Regions from separate parts of the Homo sapiens genome. Here all the other regions are linked to region 2. Evidence: read pairs that join two places in POLR2A ChIA-PET (ENCODE). Cell type or tissue: GM12878. All regions are shown on one strand.

The links. Peaks named below come from ENCODE experiments on the same cell type or tissue, not always from the same donor. Only the 100,000 strongest peaks of a DNase experiment are listed, where the experiment ranks them.
Region 1: POLR2A ChIA-PET joins it to region 2 with 6 read pairs; 11 of 35 experiments call an interaction of 5 or more read pairs at or near these places.
Region 3: POLR2A ChIA-PET joins it to region 2 with 5 read pairs; 13 of 35 experiments call an interaction of 5 or more read pairs at or near these places.

Annotation. Positions count from the first base shown.
Region 1 is chr17:74,874,777-74,879,776 of GRCh38, reverse strand. FADS6 (fatty acid desaturase 6) reads left to right here. Exons shown (of 6, transcript NM_178128.6): 5 at 194-373; 6 at 1,300-2,475. The coding sequence ends at 1,446. Among named protein-coding and RNA genes, the nearest start is that of FDXR, 4.3 kb to the right of the region's middle. RefSeq lists enhancers at 1-238, 239-738, 3,323-3,617, 4,733-5,000 and a cis regulatory region at 4,297-4,368. In GM12878, no CTCF peak of the experiment used is centred here; no DNase peak of the experiment used is centred here.
Region 2 is chr17:75,248,285-75,253,284 of GRCh38, reverse strand. All of the region lies in intron 1 of GGA3 (golgi associated, gamma adaptin ear containing, ARF binding protein 3), which reads left to right. Among named protein-coding and RNA genes, the nearest start is that of GGA3, 11 kb to the left of the region's middle. RefSeq lists a silencer at 1,923-2,217 and enhancers at 2,541-2,650, 2,661-2,760. In GM12878, no CTCF peak of the experiment used is centred here; a DNase peak (open chromatin) is centred at 2,984; H3K4me3 peaks cover 1,835 bases; H3K27ac peaks cover 3,324 bases.
Region 3 is chr17:75,174,894-75,179,893 of GRCh38, reverse strand. The region is part of intron 2 of SUMO2 (small ubiquitin like modifier 2); the gene reads left to right. Among named protein-coding and RNA genes, the nearest start is that of SUMO2, 5.6 kb to the left of the region's middle. In GM12878, no CTCF peak of the experiment used is centred here; no DNase peak of the experiment used is centred here; H3K4me3 peaks cover 223 bases.

The DNA.
Region 1 (5,000 bases), 370 kb after region 2:
CAGAGATGGATGAGAGTCAGTGCAGAAAACAGACAGGGTCATCATCGGAGCTGGGCCAGGAGCCCCTCTACCAGGTCCCCCCACATGGGAGGTGGGTGACACAAGAACCCTCTGGGTAGCATGAGGTCCCAGGACACCTGGAGTGGGGTGGGGAGGTCCAGGCTGCCCGGCGTGACCCACGTGTCTGTCACAGCACATCGGACTGCCCATGTTCTCCCGGGACAACAAGCCCCGTCGGATTCACATGATGAGCCTGGGGGTGCTTAACCTGGCCCGGCTGCCCGTGCTGGACTGGGCGTTCGGCCACTCGATCATCAGCTGCCATGTGGAACACCATCTATTCCCCAGGCTCTCTGATAACATGTGCCTGAAGGTAGTCGAGGGCTGGGCTGGGGGCGCTGGAATAAAGGGACTGTTAGAGGATGGAAAGGAAGATTCTTCGGCCTGGGGGCGTTGCTCACACTATAATCCTGGCACTTGCGGAGGCTGAGGTGGGCAGATTGCTTGAGCCCAGGAGTTTGAGAGCAGCCTGGGCAACATGGTGAAACCCCATCTCTACAAAAAATTCAAAAATTAGCGGGGTGTGGTGGCACATGCTTGTGGTCCCAGCTGCTTGGAAGCTGAGGTGAGGACCACCTGAGTCTGCAGAGGTTGAGGCTGCAATGAACCATAATCGTGCCACTGCACTCCAGCCTGGTGACAGAGTAAGACCCTGTCTCAAAAAAAAAAAAAAAAAAAGGTGGTGAGGGGAGGGAGGAAACTTCAGGGTTCACCTGAACTCCAAGTCCCCCAACTGGCCTGGTCAGAGGTCACCCAGGAAGGGCAGCCCAGTGTATCCACAGCAGCATGGGTTTTAGATCAGAGATACCCAGGTTTCTTACTAGCAGGGCGACTGGACAAGTGAACTGAATGCCTCTAGGCCTCAGCTTTCTCTTCTGTAAAATGGGAGTAGAAGGGCTTCTGTTGACAGGCTTTGAGGATGAAATGGAGAAATATATCTGAAATGTTTGGCACATGGTAGGTGCTTGGTAAAAGGGAGCTCTGGTTTTTATCCCCCTGTGCCAAGGAGGGCTGTCATGCAGTCAGGATCCCTGGATGTCGGAGAGAAGCCACTCCTTTCTTCTGCAGGGTTAGGGACAAGAATTCTCTGACTTAAGCCCTTCTGCTCCTCCGGAGAATCTTGGAACAAGGCCGATAGGAACTGGGGGTGGGAAGATGATGTCCCTCCCTCCCCTGACGGGATGATGGGCCTGCCCACAGCCCCTGCTCATAGGCCCTCTCCTGCCCATCTTCCACCAGGTGAAGCCCGTGGTGTCCCAGTTCCTACGTGAGAAGCAGCTACCGTACAACGAGGACTCATACCTGGCTCGCTTCCAGCTGTTTCTCCGTCGCTATGAGGAATTCATGGTGCAGGCCCCACCCATCACTGAGCTTGTGGGGCTGTAATGAGGCCGGGCCGGTGCAGCCACCCTGCCCCTCCCTGGCCTGGCCCTGGCCCTCCTGCTGCTGCTGGTCCAGGGGGTGTGGCTCAGTGGCTGGTGGTGGACCTGGAGAGTGGAGGCACCGGCCAGGCAGGGGGGCAGGGGAGCTCAGGCCTGGGGTCTGGGGGCCACCTGCCTTGCGTGCTTTTCTGGGTTTTGAGGGGTGTCTGGGTGAAGCGGTAATGGTGGCTGTGCATTCTGGTCAGTCTGGACCTCAGCAACTTCATCTCAGGACTAAAGAGCTGGGTCCTTCCCCCTGCTCCATCTGAGCCTTGGTAGGGTTAAAGGGAGGTGACAGGGTGAAGAGGGATCCTGTGCAGGGGCCACCTGGGAGATAGCAGGGGGCACAGAGAGAACAGGGTCAGCTCCCTCGGCTGGGACCTCCCTGGCATTGGGAGAGCCCCACACGGCCTTGGCTATTGCTTCCTTCAGGCTCTGCCCACCAAGGTGCCCTCTCCCCGGGGACCTTAGGGTGAGCTTGCTTTTGGCAGGCCTTCCTCGATCCTCAGCCAAAGGAACCTGTGCAAGACACTGGCTCAGCAGTTCCCCAGGCCACAGTATCAGCAAGATAAAAGTGAGTGTGTTTTGTCGGGAGGGAACTCCAGGGGAAGTGAGGGGAGAAGGTTCCCCAGGGACAGAGTTAGGGAAAGAGTATAAATAGCCAGCCAGGGGCGGTGGCTCATGCCTGTAATCCCAGCACTTTGGGAGGCCAAGGCGGGTGGATCGCGAGATCAGGAGCTCGAGACCACCCTGGCCAACATGGTGAAACCCCGTCTCTACTAAAAATACAAAAAATTAGCTGGATGTGGTGGCATACACTTGTAGTCCCAGCTACTTGGCAGGCTGAGGCAGAAGAATCACCTGAACCCGGGAGGTGGAGGTTGCAGTGAGCCAAGATTGCACCATTGCATTCCAGCCTGGGTGACAGAGCGAGACTCCATCTCAAAAAAATAAAAAAATAAAAAATAAGACTCCCGTTCAAAAAAAAAAAAAAGAATAAATAACTTTGAATGTGACCTTGGCTAGTTCAAACAGTTTGTTCTGTGATGTTTAGAAGTGAACCTGGGGATCATCTACTGGGAGAGAGAAGAATTTGTAGGAGGGGGCTGGGGCTGGAGGGGGTACTGGGAACAGGGTCCGGAGGACGGATGACCTCAGAGAGGAATGGGAGGAGGGTGGGGTGCAGATAGAAGAGCCTGAAGTCAGGGCTGGGCAGGGCTGTGGAAGGATGGTCTGCAGCCTGGGAGTGAGGTGGGAATATAAGGGAACTACCAATGCCAGGCAGAGGAAGAGACCAAGGTGCTGGGGGACACCACTGAGATTCAGCCCACAGTGGGTAGTATTGAGAGAGGGCTGGGAGCTGCCCCAGCTGGGGGCTGGACTGGGAGGGTGCTAGGAAGTGCCCAGGTGGAGGCTGAGGGAGAGACAGAGAAGGAGGCCAGACCCATTAGTTGAAAACAGGGTCTCTCACCTTGGCACTATTGACTTTTTTTTTTATGGAGATGGAGTCTCGCTCTGTCGCCCAGGCTGGAGTGCAGTGGCATGATCTCAGCTCACTGCAACTTCTGCCTCCCAGGTTCAAGCGATTCTCCTGCTTCAGCCTCCCGAGTAGCTGGGACTACAGGAGCCTGCCACCATGCCTGGCTAATTTTTTGTATTTTAGTAGAGACGGAGTTTCACCATGTTGCCCAAGCTGGTCTCGAACTCCTGAGCCCAGGCAATCCACCCACCTTGGCCTCCCAAAGTGCTAGGATTACAGGTGTGAGCCACCATGCCCAGTCACTACTGACATTTTATCTGGCCAATTCTGTGTTGTTGGGGGCTGTCCTGTGCATTGTTGGATGTTTAGCAGCGTCACTGGCTTCTACCTACTAGATGCTGGGAGCTCAAGTTGTGACAATCAAAAATGTCTCCAGACATTGCTGAGTTGACCCAGTTGAGAACATGCAAGTCATTCTCTGAGCGTGTAATTGCCTTGTTTTTCAGTGAAGGCCTTGGATAGAGTGAAAGGCCTCCTGACCCTGCTGATAGGGAGACAAACTGCCGGCAAATGGGAGCCTGGGGGATGGGCAGAGGGGTCTGGCTACAGGCACAGGCATTCCCTGAGCCTTGTTCCGTTGGAGAGCCCCTCTGTGGTGTGGCCTTAGGCAGCTGCACAGAGGCCACTGGTTCTTTTATGTGCACTCTCCATTCATCTCCACCACACCTTCCTTTACCAAAGACCGCAGTTCCTTTAGACACCCTTTTCCATAGCTACAGACTCTCACTAGTTCTGAAACAGCTCCCTCCAGGCTTGCGGTGGTAGTGGTTTCCAGCTGTTGCTAGCCTGGGGTGCTTCTCCATTCCCTTCACCCTGCTCACACCTCTGTATACAAACTCCTTCATTAAACTGTCCTCAATCACGCCTTTTGAGTGTGCCATCTGTTTCTTGCTAGAAGGTTGACTGATAGAGTGGAGTTTTGGATCCAGGCAGCCCTCTTGGCACGAGGCAGGCTTGGCGGCTCCCCAGCCCACTGCTTTGCTATATGTTATTGCTGCTCCTTGGAAATGCATTAGCAGCTTAGAAATGGCCTTGAGATCTAGGGGTGTAATTAATCAAACTGCTAATTCTCCATTTGAGAAACGCAGTGGCAGAAAAGGCCCCAGTTGCACAGTCCTGGCTCATGATTAAAACCATCCAAATACATAACCAATGACTCATTGTTATTGATCTGGACCTGACTGGGGTATGGGCAGCAGCTGAAGGCACTGGTGCCAGATCTGGCTGTACCATGGGTATCATGGGAACAAGTCACTCGATTGCTTTGAGGCTCCATTTTCTGTTTCACTTAGGATGTGGGCTGGGAATTTCTGAGGCCTGAGAGGTGAGGGAGGTGACAGGAGTGAATGAAGTATATCCAGATCTCTGCAGAGACTTAAGGTCTAATCTACAGAGACATATGGGAGGTCATAATACATATGGATGATGATAATAATAGCTAATGTTTATCTAGCATTTATGGAAGTTGTCTTGACCTCATCATCTGATTTTAATGTCTACAACAAATTGCCACTATTCATATTTCCCCCAAATGTTACAGACAGTGAAAAAAAGTCCTGGAGAGATTAAATTTCTCAATGTCATATAGCTAGTAAGTGGAGGAAGAGGGATTCAGACCCAATGTTGTCTGACTCTAGAATCCATCCTCCACCACCAGATATACTGCCTCTAGATGGGGAGCCCTACAGAACTTTTTCGATTGTACGAACTTCCATTATGTGCTAGCCAGTGTGTGAAGCCCTGGGGGTATAAGAGCTGAGACTGGGTCCCCATCCTCATGGAGCTTATAATGTAGTGCAGGGGTGGTCAAACTCTGTAAAGGACCAGATAGTAAATATCTGGGGCTTTGCGAACCATATGATCTCTGTTACAACTACTCAATTGTGCCATCAAAGCACAAATATAGCCATAGACAATATGTAAAGAAGTAAGCATGGATGTCTTCCAATAAAGTTTTATTCAAACTGAAGTCTGAATTT
Region 2 (5,000 bases):
AGGGAGAGATTGAAGAGTGGAAAGGAGAAAGTGGTTGAGGGATAGTGAGAGAGGTTGGAGAAGAGAGTAAGAAGAGGCCGCCTACCTGATTTAAAATTGGTGAGATGTTCCTTGGGCTGGTGGGTCTGAGGACCTGAGGTCGTAGGTGGATCTTTTTCACGGAGCAAAGAACAGGAGGACAGGGGATTGATCTCCCAAGGGAGGTCCCGCGATCCGAGTCATGGCACCAAATTTCATGCGCGTCCATGTGAAGAGACCACCAAACAGGCTTTGTGTGAGCAACATGGCTGTTTATTTCACCTGGATGCAGGCGGGCTGAGTCCGAAAAGAGAGTCAGCAAATGGTGTGGTGGATTATCATTAGTTCTTATAGGTTTTGGGATAGGCGGTGAAGTTAAGAGCAATGTTTTGCGGGCAGGGATGGATCTCACAAAGTACATTCTCAAGGGTGGGGAGAATTACGAAGAACCTTCTTAAGGGTGGGGGAGATTACAAAGTACATTGATCAGTTAGGGTGGGGCAGAAACAAATCACAATGCTGGAATGTCATCAGGTAAGGCTATTTTTACATCTTTTGTGGATCTTCAGTTACTTCAGGCCATCTGGATGTATACGTGCAAGTCATAGGGGATGCCATGGCTTGGCTTGGGCTCAGAGGCCTGACAATAGGGACTTTACATAGGATTAGGATGGATTAGAACAGAAGTTCTAGAAGCAGGTGAGAAGGAGTGGAGGGTAGGGATAAGGAAGGAAGGGATTTAAGAAGACATTGAGAAGGAAAGGACCACAAGACTGAGAGGAATGGATGAGGAGAGAGGGAAGAAGGAGTCAAAAAAGAGGTGGGGGAATAGGGGACTTTTGGAAGGTGCAGCATTTATAGGAATAGTGACTTAATAGACCACATGCAGTGGCTCATTCCTGTGGTCCCAGCTACTCAGGAGGCTGAGGTGGGAGCATCGCCTGAGCCCAGGAGTTGGAGGCTACAGTGAGCCATGATCGCCTACTGCAGCCCGGGGCAATAGAGTGAGACCCCCATCTCTAAAAAAAGAACAAGCACACGCCTGTGGGTGGTCCCAGCTACTCAGGAGGTTGAGGTGGGAGGATCACTTGAGCCTGGGAGGCAGAGACTGCAGTGAGCTGTAAGAGCCACTGCACTCCAACCTGGGTGACAGAGTGAGACCCCGTCTCAAACAACAAAAAAGAAAAAAAAAAACGAAAGACGCCAGGCACTGGGACTCACACCTGTAATCCTAGCACCTTGGGAGTTAAAGGCAGGCAGATTGCTTGAGCCTAGGAGTTCAAGACCAGCCTGAGCAACATGGCAAAATTCTGTCTCTACCAAAAGTACAAAAAATTAGCTAGGTGTGATGTGAGTGTCTGTGGTCCCAGCTAGGCTGAGGTAGAAGAATCATCTGAGCCTGGGAAGTTGAGGCTACAGTGAAGCCATGATCGCACCACTGCACTCTTGCCTGAGTGACAGAGTGAGACCCTGTCTCAAAAAAGAAAAAAAAAGGAAGAAGAAAAAGAAATGGGGAAGTCAGGAAAAAGAAGTGATGCTTTTTTTTTTTTTTTTTTTTTTGAGAAGGAGTCTCACTCTAGTCGCCCAGGCTAGAGTGCAGTGGCACAATCTCAGCTCATTGCAACCTCTGCCGCCTGGGTTAAAGCGATTCTCCTGCCTCAGCCTCCCAAGTAGCTGGGATTACAGGCGCCTGCCACTTCGCCTGGCTAATTTTTGTAGTTTTAGTAGAGACAGGGTTTCACTATCTTAGCCAGGCTGGTCTTGAACTCCTGACCTCGCGATCCACCCACCTCAGCCTCTCAAAATGCTGGGATTGCGGGTGTGAGCCACCGTGCCTGGGCCATACATTTGTTTTTACACTCATTTCTGTACCAAATTAGCCCAATTATCTACTGTCTTGTTTTTTGAACTGATTTTTTTTTTTTTTCATGTATTGAACCAGGAGAGCACAGCCTCCTTGAGGGTAAAATCTGTGTCTGGAACTTTTTCTGTAGTCCCTCCAGGGTCTGGCATGCTGACATGCTGTTTACTTCATTGTCTGCGGGTGCTTAACAAAGACTTGGTGATTGACTAAGTTTGTGTTTCCATTCAGGACCCTAGTGAAGGTTGACCTTTATTCCCTTTCCAGCCCATGTTCTTGCTTCTGCTTGTTTGTAAGTCATTTGTTACGTAGATTTTTCTTTTTGGAGATGGAGCCTCACTCTGTGGCCCAGGCTGGAGTGCAATGGCCTGATCTCAGCTCACTGCAGCCTCTGCCTCCTGGGTTCAAGTGGTTCTCCTGCCTTAGCCTCCTGAGTAGCTGGGATCACAGGTGCGCGGAACCATGCCCAGCTAATTTTGTGTTTTTAGTAGAGATGGGGTTTCACCATGTTGGTCAGGCTGGTCTCGAACTCCTAACCTCACGCAGGTGATCCGCCTGCCTCGGCCTCCCAAAGTGCTGGGATTACAGGCGTGAGCCACCGTGCCCAGACCATATGTATATAATTTTTTTTTTTTTTTTTTTTGGAGATGGAGTCTCACTCTGTTGCCCAGGCTGGAGTGCAGTGGTACAATCATGGCTCACTGCAACCTCTGCCTCCTGGGTTCAAGCAGTTCTCCAGCCTCAGCCTTCAAGTAGCTGAGATTACAGGTGTGTGCTACCGTGCCTAGCTAATTTTAGTATTTTTAGTAGAGACAGGATTTCACCATGTTGAACAGGCTGGTCTTGAACTCCTGACCTCAAATGATCCACCTGCCTTGGCCTCCCAAAGTGCTGAGATTACGGGCGTGAGCCACCGCATCCAGCCTGCTATGTAGATCTTGTTTTCTCTGGAATGTTTGAGCCGTGCTGGAATGGGGTACCCAATGCTGCTGTTTCCATCCCCACATGACGTTTTAAGTCCCACGAGAGTAGGCTAGCGATGGAGTGAAGCTGAAAAATGAAAGCAGGAAATCCAGAGACACAGAAACAGATGAGGCTTTCAACAGAGACTCGAAAATAGACAGAAACCATGAGTCAGAGCAGAGCCCGGAGGGGCGGTTCGGGAAGGCAAGGTCTATAGGGGAAGCTCGGGTGTCACCTCTATGCCAGGTGAAGGAAATGTTGAGTGGGTGGGAGGCTGTGTGCATCTGCTGGGGAGGCAGTAGGCAGATGGAAAGATCAAGTCACCCAGAATTATCCCCAGAGGTTCCTTCCCGTTCCTGTGGGCGGGTGAGCTCTGCTTTCTGAGCTGCCCAGAGAGCTGGAGGAGATAGACATGGAACTGACCATTGCAGAAACTAGGGCTTTTTGTGCCCGTGAGTAGGCAAAGAGCTCCCTGTGGATTTGCCATAAAAAGGTCTATCAAGGTGGAAGAAAGTGAGATTCTAGAGAAATTAATACAAGTGAAAAGTGGGCAGGAGTGTTCTTGGAAGTAGAAATGCTGTTGGAAGTCTAATAGACTTGGGAAGAAGATAACGTATGGTGAATACCAGTTGCTTCGGGGGTTGGGGGGATCCACATTTTACTCTGTACTCAGAAGATGCTTTTCCCCGTGCAAAAAGTGAAAGTGAGTGGGCCAGTTTTTCTTCTGTCACAAGGTGTATGACTGTTCCCAAAATAATAGCCCTGGGGGATGGGGATTGCTTCTCAGACCATTCAATTTTTGTACCCTGTAGACTTTTGGTGTTATGTGAGAACTTTAAGCACCTGATAGGAATTAGTAACAGAGCTACGCTAATGCCTGAGGAAATTTCAGACAATTGGTGGGAGAGACTTGGCATTTGGAATGTGATAGCTGGTAGGCTACCATACAGTAATGCAGGATTGCCAGACATTTCTTTCCAAATGGCTACCCTTGATTACATTTAACTCCCCTCCTTTCAAGCTCCAGATTTTGAAGGACCTGTTAATTCTCTTTCAAGATTGAAGACAGACACCTTCTTTTTCTTCTAAAGAGGAACCTAGGCGGGGTGCGGTGGCTCCCGCCTGTAATCCCAGCACTTTGGGAGGCCAGGGCTGGTCTTGACCTCCTTACCTGAGGTCAGGAGGCCTGGCCACCATGGCGAAACCCCATCTCTACTAAAAATACAAAAAGTAGCCAGGCATAGTGGCGCATGCCTATAATCCCAGCTACTCGGGAGGCTGAGGCAGGAGAATAGCTCGAACCTGGGAGGTGGAGGTTGCAGTGAGCCTAGATCGCGCCACTGCACTCCAGCCTGGGTGACACAGCGAGACTCAATCTCAAAATAAATAAATAAATAAATATGAACCTAAACCATCAGAATCTTCCCCTTGCAGCCACAACAGAAACACTGCCGGGGAGGCCGAGCCCCGACCTGGGAAGCAGGGTGATACACTGGGTGCCACGGGCCTTCCCTCTGCCTGGCAGCTGTCGCTACTCAGATCCCTGCAGCCCTGTTGCCAGTGAAGGAGCTGGAGTCTCTGTTATGATGTGTTCATCCAGCTGGTGAGTTTTTTTTTTTTTGTTTTGTTTTTTTTGTTTTTGTTTTTGTTTTTTTTTTAGACAGAGTTTTCACTTGTTGCCCAGGCTGGAGTGCAATGGCACGATCTCGGCTCAAGGCAACCTCTGCCTCCCAGGTTCAAGCGATTTTCCTGCCTCAGCCTCCTGAGTAGCTGGGACTACAGGCATGTGCCACCATGCCCAGCTAATTCTGTATTTTTAGTAGTGATGGGGTTTCTCCATGTTGGTCAGGCTGGTCTTGAACTCCTGACCTCAGGTGATCCGCCTGCCTCGGCCTCCCAAAGTGTTGGGATTACAGGCGTGAGCCACTGCACCCGGCCCAGCTGGTGATTTTTTTTTTTTTTTTTTTTTTTTTTGAGACGGAGTCTCGCTGTCGCCCAGGCTGGAATGCAGTGGTGCGATCTCAGCTCACTGCAGACTCCACCCCCCGGGTTCGCGCCATTCTCCTGCCTCAGCCTACCGAGTAGCTGGGACTACAGGCGCCCGCCACCTTGCCCAGCTAACTTTTTGTATTTTTAGTAGAGAGGGGGTTTCACCGTG
Region 3 (5,000 bases), 73 kb after region 2:
GCAGGTGGCAGTTGACATCAGCCTGGCCACCATGGCAAAATCCCATTTCTACTAAAAATCCAAAAAAATTAGCTGGGCGTGGTGTTACACGCGCATAATCCCACCTACTCCGGAGGCTGAGGCTGAGAATCCCTTGAACCTGGGAGGTGGAGGCTGCAGTGAGCCAAGATCACACCACTGCACTCTAGCCTGGGTGACAGAGCGAGAGCATTTCAAAGGAAAAAAAAAAAAAAACTTTAGAATGTTTGAAGTATTTTTATGCCTAGTGTATTTACAATGTAATAAGAAAATACTGTGCTCATAATTGATATGTAAACCTTCTTGTATGTAGTTCCTTATAAAGATACCTTTTTTTTTTTTTTTTTTGAGACAGAGTCTCGCTCTGTTGTCCAGGATGGAGTGCAGTAGTGCAATCTCGACTCACTGCAACTTCTGCCTCCCGAGACCAAGCGATTCTCCTGTCTCAGTCTCCCGAGTAGGTGGGACTACGGGCGCACGCCACCACGCCCAGCTAATTTTTGTATTGTCAGCAAGATGGGGTTTCACCATATTGGTCAGACTGGTCTTGAGCTCCTGACCTCAGGTGATCCACCTGCCTCATCCTCCCAAAGTGCTGGGATTACAGGCGTGAGCCACTGTGCCCAGCAAGATACCATATACTCTTATTTGAAGAATTTTGCTGAAATCACCCTACATGAACTTATGAATTGTGTTAAATAATTTATAAACTGGCATCTTCTATATTTGAACACTAGTGCCCCTTCAGGATACAGGGGAATTTTAAAAGGTAATCCTTTTGGAGAACTTCTTTAGCAAAACTGCATACAAAATAGAAAATCATAGGCTGGGCGTGGTAATCCAGCACTTTGGGAGGCCAAGGCTGGAAGACCAGTCTGGACAACATAGTAAGACCTCATCTGGTTTTTTTGTTTTGTTTTGAGGTGGAGTTTTGCTCTTATTGCCCAGGCTAGAGTGCAGTGGCGCAATCTCGGCTCACTGCATCCTCCGCCTTCCAGTTTTAAGCGATTCTTCTGCCTCAGCCTCCCAAGTCACTGGGATTACAGGACCTCGTGAACCACCCGCCTCAGCCTCCCAAAGTGCTGGGTTTACAGGCATGAGCCACTGCGCCTGGCCCAGACCTCATCTCTTAAAAAAAAATTAGGTGGTTGTGGTGGCACATACCTGTAGTCCAGGCTATTTCAGTGACAGAGGTGGGAGGATTGCTTGAGCTTGGCAGGTCTAGGCTGCAGTGAGCCATGATCTCATCGCTGCACTCCAGTGTGGGTGACAGAATGAGACCCTGTCTCAAAACCACAAACAAACAGAATCATGCTTCAGTTTGGTGGTTTTGAACAGTATTCTTTTCTTTTTTTTTTTTTTTTTTGAGAGTCTCGCACTGTTGCCCAGGCTGGAGTGCAGTGGCACCATCTCGGCTCACTGCAACCTCTGCCTCCTGGGTTCAAGCGATTCTCCTGCCTCAGCCTCCCAAGTAGCTGGGACTACAGGTGCGTGCCACCGTGCCCAGCCAATTTTTGTATTTTTTGTAGAGACGGGGTTTCACAATATTGGCCAGGATGATCTCGATCTCTTGACCTCGTGATCCGCCTGCTTCGGCCTCCCAAAGTGCTGGGATTACAGGTGTGAGCCACTGGTGCCTGGCCTTGAACACTATTCTTATGCATATCTTATTTAACTTTTCTGCAATTGCAAAATTTTGCCTTTTTTTTTTTGAGACAGGCTTTTGCCCTGTTGCCCATGCTGAAGTGCAGTGGGAGGATTATGATCATGGCTCACTGCATCCTCTGCCTCCCAGGCTCAAGCAGTCCTCCCACCTCAGGCTCCCAGGTAGTTGGGACTATAGGCTTGTGCCACTGGGCGATTCTTTTTTTTTTTTTTTTTTTTTTTGAGACGGAGTCTCGCTTTGTCGGTCAGACTGGAGTGTAGTGACATAATCTCGGCTCACTGCAACCTCCACCTCCCGGGTTCAAGCAATTCTCCTGCCTCAGCCTCCTGAGTAGGTGGGATTATAGGCACCTACCACCGTGCTCGGCTAATTTATTTTTCGTAGAAACGGGGTTTTACCACGTTGGCCAGGCTGGTCTTGAACTCCTGAGCTCAGGTGACCCACCCGTCTCGCCACCTCGGCCTCCCAAAGTGCTGGGATTACAGGCATGAAGCACTACGCCTGGCTTTTCTTTTCTTTTTTTTTTTTAAGATGGAGTTTTCCTCTTGTTACTGAGGCTGAATGCAATGGCGCAATCTAGGCTTACTGGAACCTCCGCCTCCCAGGTTCCAGTGATTCTCCTGCCTCAGCCTCACAAGTAGCTGGGATTACAGGCATGCACCACCACGCCTGGCTAATTTTGTATTTTTAGTAGAGACGGGGCTTCACCATGTTGATCAGGTTGGCTGCTCTGAAACTCCTGACCTCAGGTAATCCACCTGCCTTGGCCTTCCAAAATGTTGGGATTATAGGCGTGAGCCACTGCACCTGGCCACCATGCAAATTTTTTAATTTCTTTTTTTTTGAGATGGAGTCTTGCTCTGTTGCCCAGGCTGGAGTGCAGTGGCATGATCTCAGCTCACTGCAACCTCTGCTCCTGGGTTCAAGCAATTCTCCTGCCTCAGCCTCTTGAATAACTGGGATTACAGCGCCTGCCACCTAGCCTGGCTAATTTTTTGTATTTTTATTTATTTAATTAATTAATTTTTTTTTTTTTTTGAGACAAGAGTCTCGCTCTTGCAATGGCACGATCTCGGCTCATTGCAACCTCCACCTCCCGGGTTCATGCAATTTTCCCCCCTCAACCTCCGGCTGGAGTAGCTGGGACTACAGGTGTGTGCCATTGTGCTCAGCCAATTTTTGTGTTTTTAGTAGAGACGGGGTTTCACCATGTTGGACAGGCTGGTCTCGAACTCCTGACCTCAGGTGATCTTCCACCTCAGTCTCCCAAGGTGCTAGGATTACAGGCGTGAGCCACAATACTTGGCCTTTGTTTTTAAGTAGATGATGGTTATATACTGTTTTTCATCCCTTTTATGCCACTGATACTTACTGAGCAGCACCTACTATGTGCAAGGGATAGACTGTGTAACTAAAACAGTCTAGGTTCCTATATCTCCTGAAGTGTGTTTTTTAGTAAGACAGTAAGTAATTACAGATTTGGGTAAGTATTAAAGGAAATTAAAAAGCGGTGCTTTTTTAAAGCTATTCCAGGAAGTTCAAGGGTGTAGGTTGGGGCATTTTAGGTCGGTTTTGTTGTTGTTGTTGTTGTTTTTGATATTGAATCTGGTCTGTCACCCAGGCTGGAGTGCTAGGGCACGATCTTGGCTCACTGCAAACTCCGCCTCCCAGGTTCAAGCGATCCTCCTGCCTCAGCCTCCCGAATAGCTGGGATTACAGGCGGATGCCACCACACTCGGCTAATTTTTGTATTTTCAGTAGAGGCGGGGTTTCACCATATTGGCCAGGCTGATCTTGAACTCCAGACCTCAGATGATCTGCCTTGGTCTCCTAAAGTGTTGGAATTACAGTGTGAGCCCCCGAGCTCAGACTGGAGTCTTTAAATGGGCATTTTTTTCCTTTAAATTTCCTGTTAGTGGCCAGCCAGGCGGATCACGAGGTCAGGAAATTGAGACCATCCTGGCTAACACGGTGAAACCCCATCTCTACTAAAATACAAAAAATTAGCCCAGCATGGTGGCATGAGCCTGTAGTCCCAGCTACTGAGGAGGCTGAGGCAGGAAAGTCACTTGAACTCCGGTGGTGGAGGTTGCGTTGAACTGAGATTGTTCCACTCACTCCAGCCTGGGCGACAGAGCGAGACTCCATTTAAAAAAAAAAAATTTCATTTCCTTGTCTAACTCATTTAAATGCATATTTGTCTCAAGGTATGTTCTATTTAACATTATAGTAGCTGTGTCTGAAAAGCAGTAAAGCTTTCTAAAAGAATGACTTACTGGCTGGGCGCAGTGGCTCACACCTGTAATCCCAGCGTTTTGTGAGGCTGAGGTGAGTGGATCACTTGAGGTCAGGAGTTCGAGATCAGTCTGGCCAACATGGTGAAACCCTGTCTCTACTAAAAACACAAAAATTAGCTGGGCATGATGGCAAGCGCCTGTAATCCCAGCTACTCGGGAGGCTGAGGCAGGAGAACCACTCGAACCCAGGAGGCGGAGGTTGCAGTGAGCCAAGATCGCACCACTGCACTCCAGCCTGGGCGACATAGCAAAACTCTGTCTTAACAAACAAACAAAAACAACAACAACAAACAGGCCGGGCACAGTGTCTTATGCCTGTAATCCCAGCACTTTGGGAGGCTGAGGTGGTCAGATCATCTGAGGTCAGGAGTTCGAGACCAGCCTGGCCAACATGGCGAAACCCTGTTTCTACTAAAAAATACAAAAATTAGCCAGGCATGGTGGCGCCTGCCTAGTCCCAGCTAATCAGGAGGCTGAGGCAGGAAAATTGCTTGAACCCAAAAGGTGGAGGTTGCAGTGAGCCGAGATCGCGACACTGCCCTCCAGCCTGAGTGACAGAGCAAGACTCTGTCTCAAAAAAAAAAGAAAAGGAAAAAAAATACTACATCTTACTGTTCACTGAAAATGAGAGGCTGGGCACCATGGCTCACTCCTGTAATCCCAGCACTTTGGGAGGCTGAGGCGGACGGAGCACCTGAGGTTAGGAGTTCGAGACCAGCCTGGCCAACCTGATGAAACCCAGTCTCTACTAAAACTACAAAAATTAGCCGGTTGTTGTGGCGGGGGACCGTAGTCCCAGCTACTCTTGGGAGGCTAAGGCAGAAGAATCGCTTGAACCAGGAGGTGTAGGTTGCCTTGAGCTGAGATCACGCCACTGCACTTCAGCCTTGACAACAGATCAAAACTGTCTCAAAAAAAAGAAAATGAAAATCACCCCAAATCTTTTTACCTATAGGGTATGTTAACATGTTGGCAATTGTTTATTTAGGTATTTCTTTAATATATTCATGGTTAAATAT